Regions from separate parts of the Homo sapiens genome. Here regions 1 and 3 are each linked to region 2. Evidence: chromatin contacts called from ENCODE Hi-C data. All regions are on one chromosome and are shown on one strand. Each heading gives the region's core, a stretch centred on a gene start or an enhancer-like site at or near the end of the contact. The rest is flanking DNA. Distances are from core to core; before and after follow the strand shown.

Evidence for each region. A loop is a pair of places that touch in the nucleus more often than their neighbours do. Pooled maps may share reads with other maps.
Region 1: a loop to region 2 is called in a map with no recorded cell type, with 21 times the contacts of the local background. The contact joins two enhancer-like sites. A Hi-C loop is called at or near these places in 2 of 37 single-sample maps with no recorded cell type and 4 of 50 pooled maps.
Region 3: a loop to region 2 is called in a pooled map, with 14 times the contacts of the local background. The contact joins the promoter of ZSWIM6 here to the enhancer-like site in region 2. A Hi-C loop is called at or near these places in 2 of 37 single-sample maps with no recorded cell type and 3 of 50 pooled maps.

Annotation. Positions count from the first base shown.
Region 1 is chr5:60,596,348-60,600,035 of GRCh38, reverse strand. DEPDC1B (DEP domain containing 1B) reads left to right here. Exons shown (of 11, transcript NM_018369.3): 10 at 776-961; 11 at 2,122-3,124. The coding sequence ends at 2,283. Among named protein-coding and RNA genes, the nearest start is that of DEPDC1B, 100 kb to the left of the region's middle. Within about 2 kb of position 2,280, at least 3 of the 41 ENCODE cell types and tissues checked have a DNase peak (open chromatin) inside an H3K27ac peak, as active enhancers do.
Region 2 is chr5:59,561,435-59,565,227 of GRCh38, reverse strand. All of the region lies in intron 1 of PDE4D (phosphodiesterase 4D), which reads left to right. It overlaps LOC107986347 (a long non-coding RNA gene), which reads left to right. Exons shown (of 2, transcript XR_001742409.2): 1 at 1-3,793. Among named protein-coding and RNA genes, the nearest start is that of MIR582, 140 kb to the left of the region's middle. RefSeq lists an enhancer at 1,680-2,330. Within about 2 kb of position 2,112, at least 11 of the 41 ENCODE cell types and tissues checked have a DNase peak (open chromatin) inside an H3K27ac peak, as active enhancers do.
Region 3 is chr5:61,330,403-61,334,297 of GRCh38, reverse strand. ZSWIM6 (zinc finger SWIM-type containing 6) reads right to left here and starts at 2,040. Exons shown (of 14, transcript NM_020928.2): 1 at 1,350-2,040. The coding sequence starts at 2,025. LOC105378994 (a long non-coding RNA gene) reads left to right here and starts at 2,082. Exons shown (of 2, transcript XR_007058781.1): 1 at 2,082-2,158. RefSeq lists silencers at 1,146-1,255, 2,036-2,175, 2,286-2,685, 2,896-2,965, 2,996-3,575 and 2 more and an enhancer at 3,380-3,895.

The DNA of each region.
Region 1 (3,688 bases), core at 1,031-3,530, 1.0 Mb before region 2:
ATTTATGCTTGAATTTCAGATCTTGTTAAAAGAGGGAATGCCGAGACCAGCTCGGTCGTGGAGACCCTAACCCAGTGGCCCTAGAGGAATTAAAGACACACACACACACACACACAAATATAGAATGTGGAGTGGGAAATCAGGGGTCTTACAGCCTTCAGAGCTGAGAGCTTTGAACAGAGATTTACCCACATATTTATTGACAGCAAGCCAGTCATAAGATTTACTAAAAGTATTCCTTATGGGAAATAAAGGGGTGGGTGAAATAAAGGGAAGAGCTCTGGCTAGTTATCTGCAGCATGAACATGTCTTTAAGGCACAGATCGCTCATGCTATTGTTTGTGGTTTAAGAATGCCTTAAGCGGTTTTCCGCCCTGGGTGGGCCAGGTGTTCCTTGCCCTCATTCCTGTAAACGGACAACCTTCCAGCATGGGCATCAAGGCCATCACGAGCATGTCACAGTGCTGCAGAGATTTTGTTTATGGCCAGTTTTGGGGCCTGTTCCCAACGAGGGCACAAGCTTTTTTTGTTATTGAAATGGCTCTTGGGTTTACAAAGGTAAAAATCCAATTTAAAACCGTGGCTTTAAATAATAATATTTTGAAGTTATGGAAATACTTTTACTTTTCAATATAGAGTTTCCCCCAATCAAATTTTGAGGACTAACATGGCATTGCTACGGTACAAGGAGATATCCTGTATTTGATCTAAACTAATTCTTATAATTTATTTGAAAATATGCTATATTCTTTCACTACTAATCCTTTTGCCTCAGATAAAATACCCAGGAGCTGATATGGATATCACTTTATCTGCTCCATCATTTTGCCGTCAAATTAGTCCAGAGGAATTTGAATATCAAAGATCATATGGCTCTCAGGAACCTCTGGCAGCCTTGTTGGAGGAAGTCATAACAGATGCCAAACTCTCCAACAAAGAGAAAAAGAAGAAACTGAAGCAGGTAAAAGGATATTCTTTATAAGCCATTTTTTCTCCTCCCTACTGTTTTTATGTTTTTTTTTTTATTTTAATAGGCTTCATGTAAATCTCATCTTCTGAGCCATAGCAGTTTTCTAAGTATATTAGTTCATACATTCTAGAAGTCTCACTGATTTACACACTTGTGGTCAGTATCCTAGATCTTTATTCTTCAGTGTAAATCTGTTACCATTGCCAAACTCTTCATTTTTGGAGCTATTCTCTAATATTTGTCCTTTGTTTTGGTATGTGGCATGATGTGAATTAGCAGAGCATCTGCTTTAATCTCAGAGAAGCTATCAGTGAGGGTGGATTTCTTTTCATGTTTTCAAAAGGCAAATCAGATGGAATTCACAGGTGTAAAATGTTTAGAGTTTAAAAGCCGTTGGTTTTAGATAGCCACTATCAAATTAGTTTCTTGCCTCAGGTATCAGTACAAGTTTTTAGTTCCTCTTATGTTAGGGAACACAGCTTAGGGTTCCAGCGAATCGTTTTTAACTCACAATATGTTACTTTTGACTATTCATAAAGGTTGATCCATGATCAGGTGAGTGGTTTTTGTTTTTAAAGACTGAACTCTACATAGTTGGATTCAGGGAACACCGTACATGTGGGATTACACACAGAGCACCAGAGTTCTGGGCTTCTGATCATATTATTCTCAGAGTAATTTTGGAGGAGAGTTTAGTGGTAAAGATCAACAGAAAGTATACTGCCTCTCTTTTAAGCTTTTCACAAAGTAATATACACCAGAATATTCCCTCTTCCATTTGAGCAGAAGCTGGTGGGGCTGAGTTGGAGAAACAGAGAAATGATGAAATGTAATTGGGCCAAAATTTTATTTAACTGTGTAGAACAGAAGTTATTTTGAAGTCAGAGTTACTTGTGAATATATAAAAAGTGAGGTCTATTTATAGTTGGCAGTGGGGGGAATTTTCAGAAACATGATTAAAAGGGGAACTTATTTGAAGCTTAGATCAAAGGAAAGATGGATTAGCTCTATAGAAATTGGAATGAAATGTTTTAACAAAAATAAACAAAAACAGGAAAATACAGGCTCAGAAACTCTTAAAATTTGGCTGCCAAATTTTATTGGCTTTTATGTGTCTTTTTTTACTCTTCTTGGACCATTCATTTTTTTAGTTTCAGAAATCCTATCCTGAAGTCTATCAAGAACGATTTCCTACACCAGAAAGTGCAGCACTTCTGTTTCCTGAAAAACCCAAACCGAAACCACAGCTGCTAATGTGGGCACTAAAGAAGCCTTTCCAACCATTTCAAAGAACTAGAAGTTTTCGAATGTAATAATACTTCCACAGCAACAGGTGCTAGAGACCACTGTTGTTGTTTTGAGTGAATGGTGGTTAGGAGAAAGACTTTGGTGGTGGAAGAAAGAAAAGCATAAAACAAAGACTACTGAAATATAGATAAAGATTGCCTTAGTTTTTAAAAATGTTTGGCCATTAGTATTTTTATAAAACTCAATGCTAGTTTTAAAGTGTATAAATTGGTTAAAATTTATGAGTCAAATATATAGTGATAATGTTAACATGTTTGTAATTGCTACAGAATTTAAGGGTATTTTTATCTCTGTGCTTTCTTTTTCATGGTGTTTATTAAATAATTGTGTATATACATCCTAGCTACTGATATCTTTATTATAGCCTTAAGACTTAATTTTAAGTCTTAAAAATAGCGTGTATACTTGAATAAGAAAGACACTGGGTACTGTTACTGTGATGCTATTGACTTAGTAGCCAATTATCATTTCTCCTGTATAAATTCCAGTTTTTATTGCTGCACATAAATTTTTTAATGTCTTATATTGTGATAGCTATGTCTTTTATTGCAGATTTATTGGATGTTATGACAGATTTTACTAAAGCTAGTGTTTTTATAACATATATATTAGTTGATGTTTACCTATAAGTGGAGTAGATTTTCATCTGCCTGCAATGGTATAATTTCAGTCTTAGCTAAAAATGGAAAGTTGAACTGGATAAATTCTTTGGGTACCCTTAGACCTCTGATTCTAAGTCAAATGCAAATGGGTTAAATAAAATGAGACTACTTCCTTTATAAATATATTTTCATCCTTTTGAAAGTAAGTGAAATGTAAATAAACTTATTTTTTTTAAAAATGCCATACCTCGTGTTTCTTTTTTGGCATTTATTTAGATCAGTTAGAGAGCATCCTCAAATGCCTTTGCCAATGGTCTTCATCAGTCATTTATTTCTATGAGAAAATGAAAAGTAAGATTTGGGCTTTTGTACTGACTGGTCTTTAGGTGAGCACTTTGCCAATTTTTTAGCATTGCTTTGTCCTTTTGTAAAATTGTGGTGCACTTGGATTATGGAGCATCTGAAAGTCTTCCTCTGAGCGCAATTACCCAGAAAGCTGAGAGCAACACCCACTAATTGGCTTACAGTACTCCTTGGACTGATTTTTCCTTGCACTTAAGATTTGCTCCTGTTCTCTTGTAGCAAAATACCTCCTACATCTGATGCAGATTTTGCTTTTAAAAATGGACCAAAGTATTCCTATTGGTTTGGGTACCACCTTACATTCCAAATACATAATGTAATGGGAGATTTTTAGTGTTTCAGGATTCATTCTCAGACTTTGGCATTCTGTTTAGAGCCAAGAATAATTCTTCTTTCTGCTCTATTTTCACTCCGAGGTAGAGTTTATTTTTCAGAATCTCTTTTC
Region 2 (3,793 bases), core at 863-3,362:
TCTAAATAGTGTACAGGCCTCCAGTCTCACCACCTGTCCCATTCTCCTTCTCTTTCCTTCTGCAGAGACCTAAGAGCCAAGCGGAGCCCATCTCCTTCCTACACATTCTTCCAGCCTCTTTAGGACCTGATTTCACAACCTCATGTGCCACACCCCAGCTGCACCCTCCTGGTGGAAAGTGTTTTGCAGCTTCTTAAAGATATCATTCTGCTTCATTCATCAACCTTTGTCCATGGTGTTCCTTCTGACTAGAATGTGTCCCCCAACCCCTTTGCCTGGTGAGACCCTCCTCTTCCTTTGAGACCCATCAGAAGGCTTGTCTCTTCTTGGAAGCTTCTCACCCCACTCCAGTGCTGCATCCCTAGTTTCTGTGCATCCCCTGCAACCTGTGCATCACTTTTTCAAACATCGCTCCTCAAGTAGCATTGTGCATGCTGTTTTCTTGCCTTTCTCACTCACACAAATGGGAGTTTCCTGGGGGCCCTTTGTCATCACCACCTGCCTGACTGGATACACTAACACTCAGCCTACCTGCCACCTACTTGGAACCTTACAGGTGTTTCTTTGATTAATTAATTAATTCATGTTTTCTCCTCTTCTGGTCAGTTCTTCCACTTTACCTGTGCTTGTTTGGATATGCAGAGCTCTAGCTGGCGAGAGTGTCCTTCTGGCTAGATTGTCTCACCAAAAAGAGAATGGGTTTTCCCCATCCGGGTGTCTCTTAATTTTTTCTTCCACTCGTGTTTGGACAAAATTATTTATTGACTGGAAGGACCACATGGCAACTCTTCATGGCTTTGAGGCCCCTTAATGAGTGTCCAAGGGAGATTCTCTCTCACTTCCAAGTTCATGGCAGACATTTACCTACCCAGTCAGCTTGAACTGAGCTCATAGAAGTTTTATTTCTGGCTTTTGCGGATCATTTTTTATGCTGTTCCTCTCACCTGAAGCTCCCTTTCTATCTCTCCCTAGTTGGATAATAGTACACATATTAAATGTGTACCTTGTACCAAGTATGCTGAGACCTGCTTATAACTAATTTTGCTTGATCTTCATGAATAGTGTTTTGAAATAGCATTTTTCTATCCCTGCAGATAGGAAAACTAGAAAACAAAGAATAAGTAACTTCCCCAAGCTCACATGACTTGTAAGTGGCAGAGCTGGGATTTGAACCCAAGCCCCTCTGAAGCTAAAGCCTGTAGAGTACATGCTCCCTTCCTCCACATCACACTGCCCCTGCTTGTTCACACTCAATGTGAGAATCCACTTCTCAAGTTTGTCTTGCTTATTCCAACCTGTTTTGCAATGAATCTCTTTCAACAGCTCTATAGTTCCTGGCACTCACTTGGCATCCATCATTTTCTATGTTGTCATGTTTGGTATCTTTTCATGTATGTAATGTGCATCTCTTCTTAGGAGTAAGACCAGAACTTTTCTGCTCTGCAGTTTTCTCCCTGTGAGGGATGGTGAAACTTGGTGGCTAAGAGCATGGTTTATACAGACAGACTTCTTAGGTTTATATTCTGGCTCTCCTCTGTACTTGCTGTATCAGCTAGGGCTGATGTCTTCACTTTTTTATGATTCCATTTCTACCTCTGTACAATAAGGCAAATATGAATACTTACCTCAGAGTGTTGTTGTGAAGATGGAATGAATTAATGGCCATAAAGCACTTACAGCTGTGTCTGGTACATAGTGACCACTCACTAATGGTCACTTATAATTCCTTCACAACCTGTAAGGGTCCTTTCCACCCAGGTGATGTCCCTATGTCTCAACTGAATGACTGGTTAGGGATATCTTTCCATGGGCTACTGTGGCTGCAGATAATTGCATTCTTATTTGAGAGTTATGTTAACTAGTGTGGGCTTTTATTTGCTTCTCTCTTTCTATCAATGAGTCCTGCTGCTTCAACCCTGGGTTAACTGAAATTTGAAACCTTTTTCTACTCAAATTCCTTTGATGCTGAAATTCCTCTGCGGTCACAGCTAAGCACTTTGTGTGGTAACCTTCTCTTCTGTCCTCAGGCCTGCTGAGATCATCTGCTCAGCAGCATGTCTGACACCTGTTGCCACCTCACCCAGCCACTTCCTTGGTGACCTGGCAATGCCCAGAGGGGCCCTGCCAGCTTGGAGCCCTGTGGCAATGCTGTTTGATTCAGCAAACTGATAGCCTTCTGACATCCTTTCTTCATTTTAGCAGCCAAATCACATGCACCTTAATATTTATCAATAGCTAAGCAACACCGGAAGGAAGTGAGACAGAGCCTCTGGGCTAGTCACTATCTCTGATTTTACAGAATGGTTAAGCCAGGTGTAAAATATCTCACAATAACATGCCCTGTTGTCCTGAGGATTCAATTCCACCGAGATATAATTACCATATGAGGAAGTGAGAAATAGGGTTTCTTTCTAATACACAGAAAATAGAAAATAAGATGCTTTTCTTGGCCACTGTTATCAGTTTCCTGTTAAGGTTCTGCTTTGTTTAAAACAGTCCTGTTTTGCTTAAAAACAAACTCTAAGGAATTTTTCTAAAACATGACTCAACCTAACTAGGTATATATACTGTACTTTAAAGTGAACATATTTGAAATAATTGTGAGTGACAAAGAGACGGAAAAACATAGATTTTGAAACTAGCATTATTCTAATGATTTTTATCCCAGTGGTTTATTTGGAAATGAATTTCCATTCACAACATCTTCATTTGTCTTCTAATTTTCATGCAATTTGAAAGGGTTAGTTTCCTTACCCACAGGATCATCCTGGTCAAATCTCAAAAGATTGGCTAGGGCATTCTGATTTTACAGGCAAATTTATATTTTGCCGTTTCAGGAAATAATTCCTTCATGGTTATCTTTTATAAAGAGCTTATTTGTATAATATATACACATAGTATATATCAAATAAAAGATCTGGTGTTATAAACATAAGAATAAGCAATTTCCCTTTTGTGATAGGAATATGAAATTCCTTCTGGTAGAGGACGTTTAAGAGCATGTCCAAAGAATGGCTAATCAATGAATTCTCTCATTTTGTAAGGAGACACTTAGATGCATTTCTGAAAAAAACAAAACAAAACAAAACAAAACAAAAAACACTTTGGGCTTTCTCTGTATTCTTCAAGCATTTCTAAACATTTATTGACATATGCAGTAGAGAAAAACTGGTATCAGGAGGAAGGCAGTAAGTAGCCAGCAGTCACAAGGTACAAAGAATAAAATGCATGCAAACATGTACAGTATTCACTTTCAGGAGTTAATCTACATTTTATTTAATTTTTTTTTTTTTTTTTGACAGCGTTTCACTCTTGTTGCCCAGGCTGGAGTGCAGTGGTGCGATCTCAGCTCACTGCAACATCTGCCTCCCGGGTTCAAGCAATTCTCCGGCCTCAGCCTCCCAAATAGCTGGGATTACAGGCATATGCCACCATGCCTGGCTAATTTTTTTGAATTTTTAGTAGAGACGGGTTTTTGCCATGTTGGTCAGGCTGGTCTCAAACTCCTGACCACAGGTGATCTGCCTGCCTCGGCTGCCCAAAGTGCTGGAATTACAGGCGTGAGCCACCATGCCTGGTCCCTTTTAAAATATTTTAACACTGAGACCATATTACTGATGTACTACTTCTTTCTAAAAGTAATTAGAATAAATGTACACCCTCTTCTTTAAACTTTGCATTTTTCAAATTTCCAAAAACAAAAACTAATTATAAGTAAATCCATAAGCAAAACGCTGTTAATTACCACTTCCAAAATCTGGAAGCGGTGACTTGCTTTACTAAGACAAGAAAC
Region 3 (3,895 bases), core at 791-3,290, 1.8 Mb before region 2:
CTTTTCAGTCTGGCTCAAACATTCCCATCGCTATGGCTGAAAAAGATCTGGACAGGGGAAAAAGAACATTTTAGGGGAGGGGGAACAGGAGACACTTTTAAACTAAGGTATTTGAGAAAACTCTCAGGATCTGTCAGAGAAAGGAAGGCTGTGCAGCTCTAAATCACAAGTCCTTCTCTCGCCTTTGTCAAATATATTCTACTTTACAAGCCCTGAAAAGAAAGAGACTCTTTTGTTTGGTTTCTCCTTTTCGGAGGGTGACAGAAAACTGAAAGGGGCACAAAAAAACCTGAAAATGAGAACAAAGTGCTGGGTCGTGCCGGGCTGCCGCGCCGCGGGGACGCGGGAGCGGCCGCCGAGCCCTCTGCCTCGCGCTCCTGCAGCCCGCTCGCCCCTTTGGCTGCGAGCGGCAAATCCGCAACTGCCGACCGCGGCTCGCCCGGGGCACCACGACCTGACCACACAGCGCAAACAAAACTCGGGCGGCGGGGCACAAGGGCTGCGCCGCGGCCCGCACAGGGGTGTCTGGAGGCAGCTTCAGAGAAAAGGGAAGCGCTAGCAGCTCCTCCTCAGGCTCGCGCCCTTTAATTAGTAAGCGTCCTACGGGCGAGATGTCCCTCCGGAGACGGAGTCCGGTCCGCCGCCACCTCTCCTCTGCGCCGCTTGGAGACTGAGGAGGCGCAAAGAAAACGACATTTAAACCCCGGGCGGCCAGTGGAGCTCGCCCGGGCCAGACGCCACAGCGACCCGGGAGCGCCGCGGCCGCTCGCCCGTCGGAGCCCTGGGAGGAGCGGCGGCCGAGCGGCTTTAAGTGTATTCCCCTCCCCTCAAATCGCGTGGGGCGGGGGCCAGAAAGAAAAAGGAGCGAGCGACAGGCAGTGGGAGAGGGGGGGAGCGCCGAGCGGCCGGGCCGCGGCCGGCATTGTCTGCGGCCCGCGCCCCCTCCCCCGCCCCGCACAGCCCCGCCACACACACCCTCGCCGGAGGCCGGCCGTCCGCCCGCGCCTTTGTCCACATCCACCCCCGAAACCGGCGAACAGCCCTCCAGGATGTGCTCCCCGGAGGAGGGCGGGTAGGGGAGCGCGGGCCGGGGGCGCGGAGCCCACGGAGGGGCGCGTCCTGCTGATTCATTTCCCACTCGCGCTGGCCCGTCCGGGGCGACGGGGGGCAGGGAAGGGAGGGAGGAAATGGGCGCTCCGCTCAGGAGGACCGTCCGGGCCAGTGAGGACACCCGCAGGGGTGCGGGCGCGCGCGGAACTAGGGGCTGTCCGCAGGAGAAAGGCGGGCACCCCCCCCCCACCCAGGGACTGACGGACGGACAGACGGCTCGCGGCTGCCCCGTGACTCACCGACTTGCAGGACGTTGTCTACGCAGCCGCTTTCCAACAGCGCGATGCCCCGGCGGAAAGGCAGCCGCGTCTCGTCGCCGCCGTCCGCCGCCCCGGCAGCCCCCACCGACGGGGCCCCGGCCCCCGCGGCGGCGGCGGCGGCGGCGGCGGCGGCGGCAGCGGCGGCGGCGGCCGAGGTTGCGGCCGCCGAGGTTGCGGCCGGGGAAGACGAGGAGCCGCCGCCGCCGCCGCCGCCCGCGCCGCCGCCGCCACCGCTGTCGTCGCCGGGGCCGCCCGCGGCGCCGCCGCCGGTGTTGAAGGACGAGTACATGCAGATCTCCCGCTCGCTGCGGGGGAAGGACCAATAGACTATGCGGCGCTGCACCGGCTCCGGGATGCGCTCAAAGCGCTCCTCCACGCGCTGGAACGGCCACTTCTCCGCCACCCTGCGCGCCGCGATGTCCAGCAGCGACTCGGGGCTCTGGGTCTTGCCCGGCGGCAGCAACCCCAGCGCCGCGCCGCCCCCGCACGCCGCCGCCGCCGCCGCGCCACCCGCCCGCGGGCCTGGCCGACAGGCAGAGCTGTAGCCGCCACCCGCGCCGCCGCCGCCGCCGCTGCTGCCCCCGCCGCCGCCGCCGCCGCCCGGCCGGCAGCAAAGCCGTTTCGCGGGAGGAGGCTGCTGTCCGCGCTCCGCCATGACCGCGCCGCTTCTAACCCGACAGCGGAAGTGCCGGGACCCTATAAACGGCACTAGGAAGCGCGACACGCACACGCCGTCGCGACGCCACGATGCCATCTAGGGCCCGCCGCTCCTTGTATGGGCACAAGAGGTGGGGCCTCCGCTGTGACGCAGAAGCTGGGGCGGGGCTCTGATAGGGGGAACCTAGGGCCGGGGGCGGGGCCTATGCAAATCGCTGGGCTGAAACATAAATAGAGCGCTTGGCGGACACGGGGGTGGCGGGGGCGGGCCGTTTTGGTGCCCGGTGGGTTGTGAGAATGTCAGGCTGCTGTGACGCGGGGGAGGGCGGGGTCAGGCGGGGTTCCCGTGGGAGGGGGCGGGCCGCCGGGCCGGGCCTGAGGTGGGTGGGTCTCTGCGCCCCCTGCCTACCCCACTTCCCCCTCCAGTTCTCAGCTTCTCTTTGAAGTCCGAGAAGTGAGGATGCGCCTCGTGGGTCGCAGCGGGGGAGGAAAGGGGAGAAGAGGGGGTGAGCGAAGGGGAGGGTTCTGAGCTAAATGGAGGGCGGGGCCCACGGGCCGATGCCCCACCCCCCCCGTCCCCCTGCCCTTCGGGGGAAAAGCCTCTGGGCGGAGGAGGCGCTTTCAAAACAAAGAAATGCGGCATGGACCCCGGGGGACGCGGGTGGAGAGGAAGGCGGAGGAGGCGCGGCCAAACCCGAGCGCCTGCCAGCTTCCCCTCCAGCCGGTCCAGGGGAGCTCTCCCCACCACCCGCCGAAGCTGCAGCGGGGAAGGGGGAGGATGGCTGCGTTCGGCGGCGGCTTTCCACTTCACTTTTGCAGACCTGGTGTGGAAGGAGCGCGCCCGCTCTGCTAACCCCGCGTGGCTGCAGTGCGCCCATCCCCGAGCCCCGCGTCCGTTCTGTCTCGGCTGCAGGGCTGTGCCCGAAAACACGCAGAGCGCTCGGAACGTGCCCAGCAGCCGCGCGACCCGCGTCCGGTGCCGGCTGCCACCGTCCCGCCCTCGCTGCCTCAGCCCCTCGGGCCAGGAAACCGACCCGCCCGCTAGAAGTCGAGGAGCTCCGGCCGCCCTTGTCGCCCCCGCGGCCGCGCGGACAAGGCCCCGCTCCAGGCCGGGGTTTCTCCAGCTCGGGGTGGAACGCAGCCCGGGCTGTGGGGTTAGCAGACACACCTTTGTGAGTACACACGCCGCAGGGCGCGCGCAAGCCCCACGGGCTCGCGCACACATCGCCCAGCAGGCGGCAGACGGCGTGCCAGGCGGCGGACGGCGGCTTCGGGCGCACTTGGGTCTGCGGCCCGGCTCCCACCCCGGCACCCGGGTGCGCGGCGCCCGGCTGCGCGGAGTCCAGGCGCTCGGGACGCGCGCCGCGCTCTCAGTCGCCTTGGCGGCGCCCGCAGGGCCAGTCCCCTCGGGTCCGGGCAGTGTAGGGGTGGACCAGGGAGAGCGAGTGCAGAGTGCAGCTCGCTGGTGCCTGGACGCGGGCGAAGGCGGAGAAGCGAGTCCCTCTCTGAACCTGGAGCCCTGCGGACATTGTTCGCGCTCCACAGAGCTCGGTCAAATCTGCTTCCAAGCCGCAGACTTAATTACCGCGTCGGAGACAGGCTTCCTCCCAGCCCCACCTTCTGTTTTTACTGTAAACAGTGGTGCTGATCCGCTCCCATTGTTGGAGATAAACTGTATCTCCTTTGACACTTTCGCATCTTTTAAGGTTATTGGCTGCTCCCCACCCGCCTGCCTTGCAGCCTGGATTTAAAGGGATAGCGCGCTTCGGCGTTTTAAAGAAAATCGCCCATTCGGGGCCGAGGCCCTGGAAACCTCGAGCTACACAGTGGGCCTTCACAAGTCCCAGGCTGCAGGTCCCTGGGGTCGG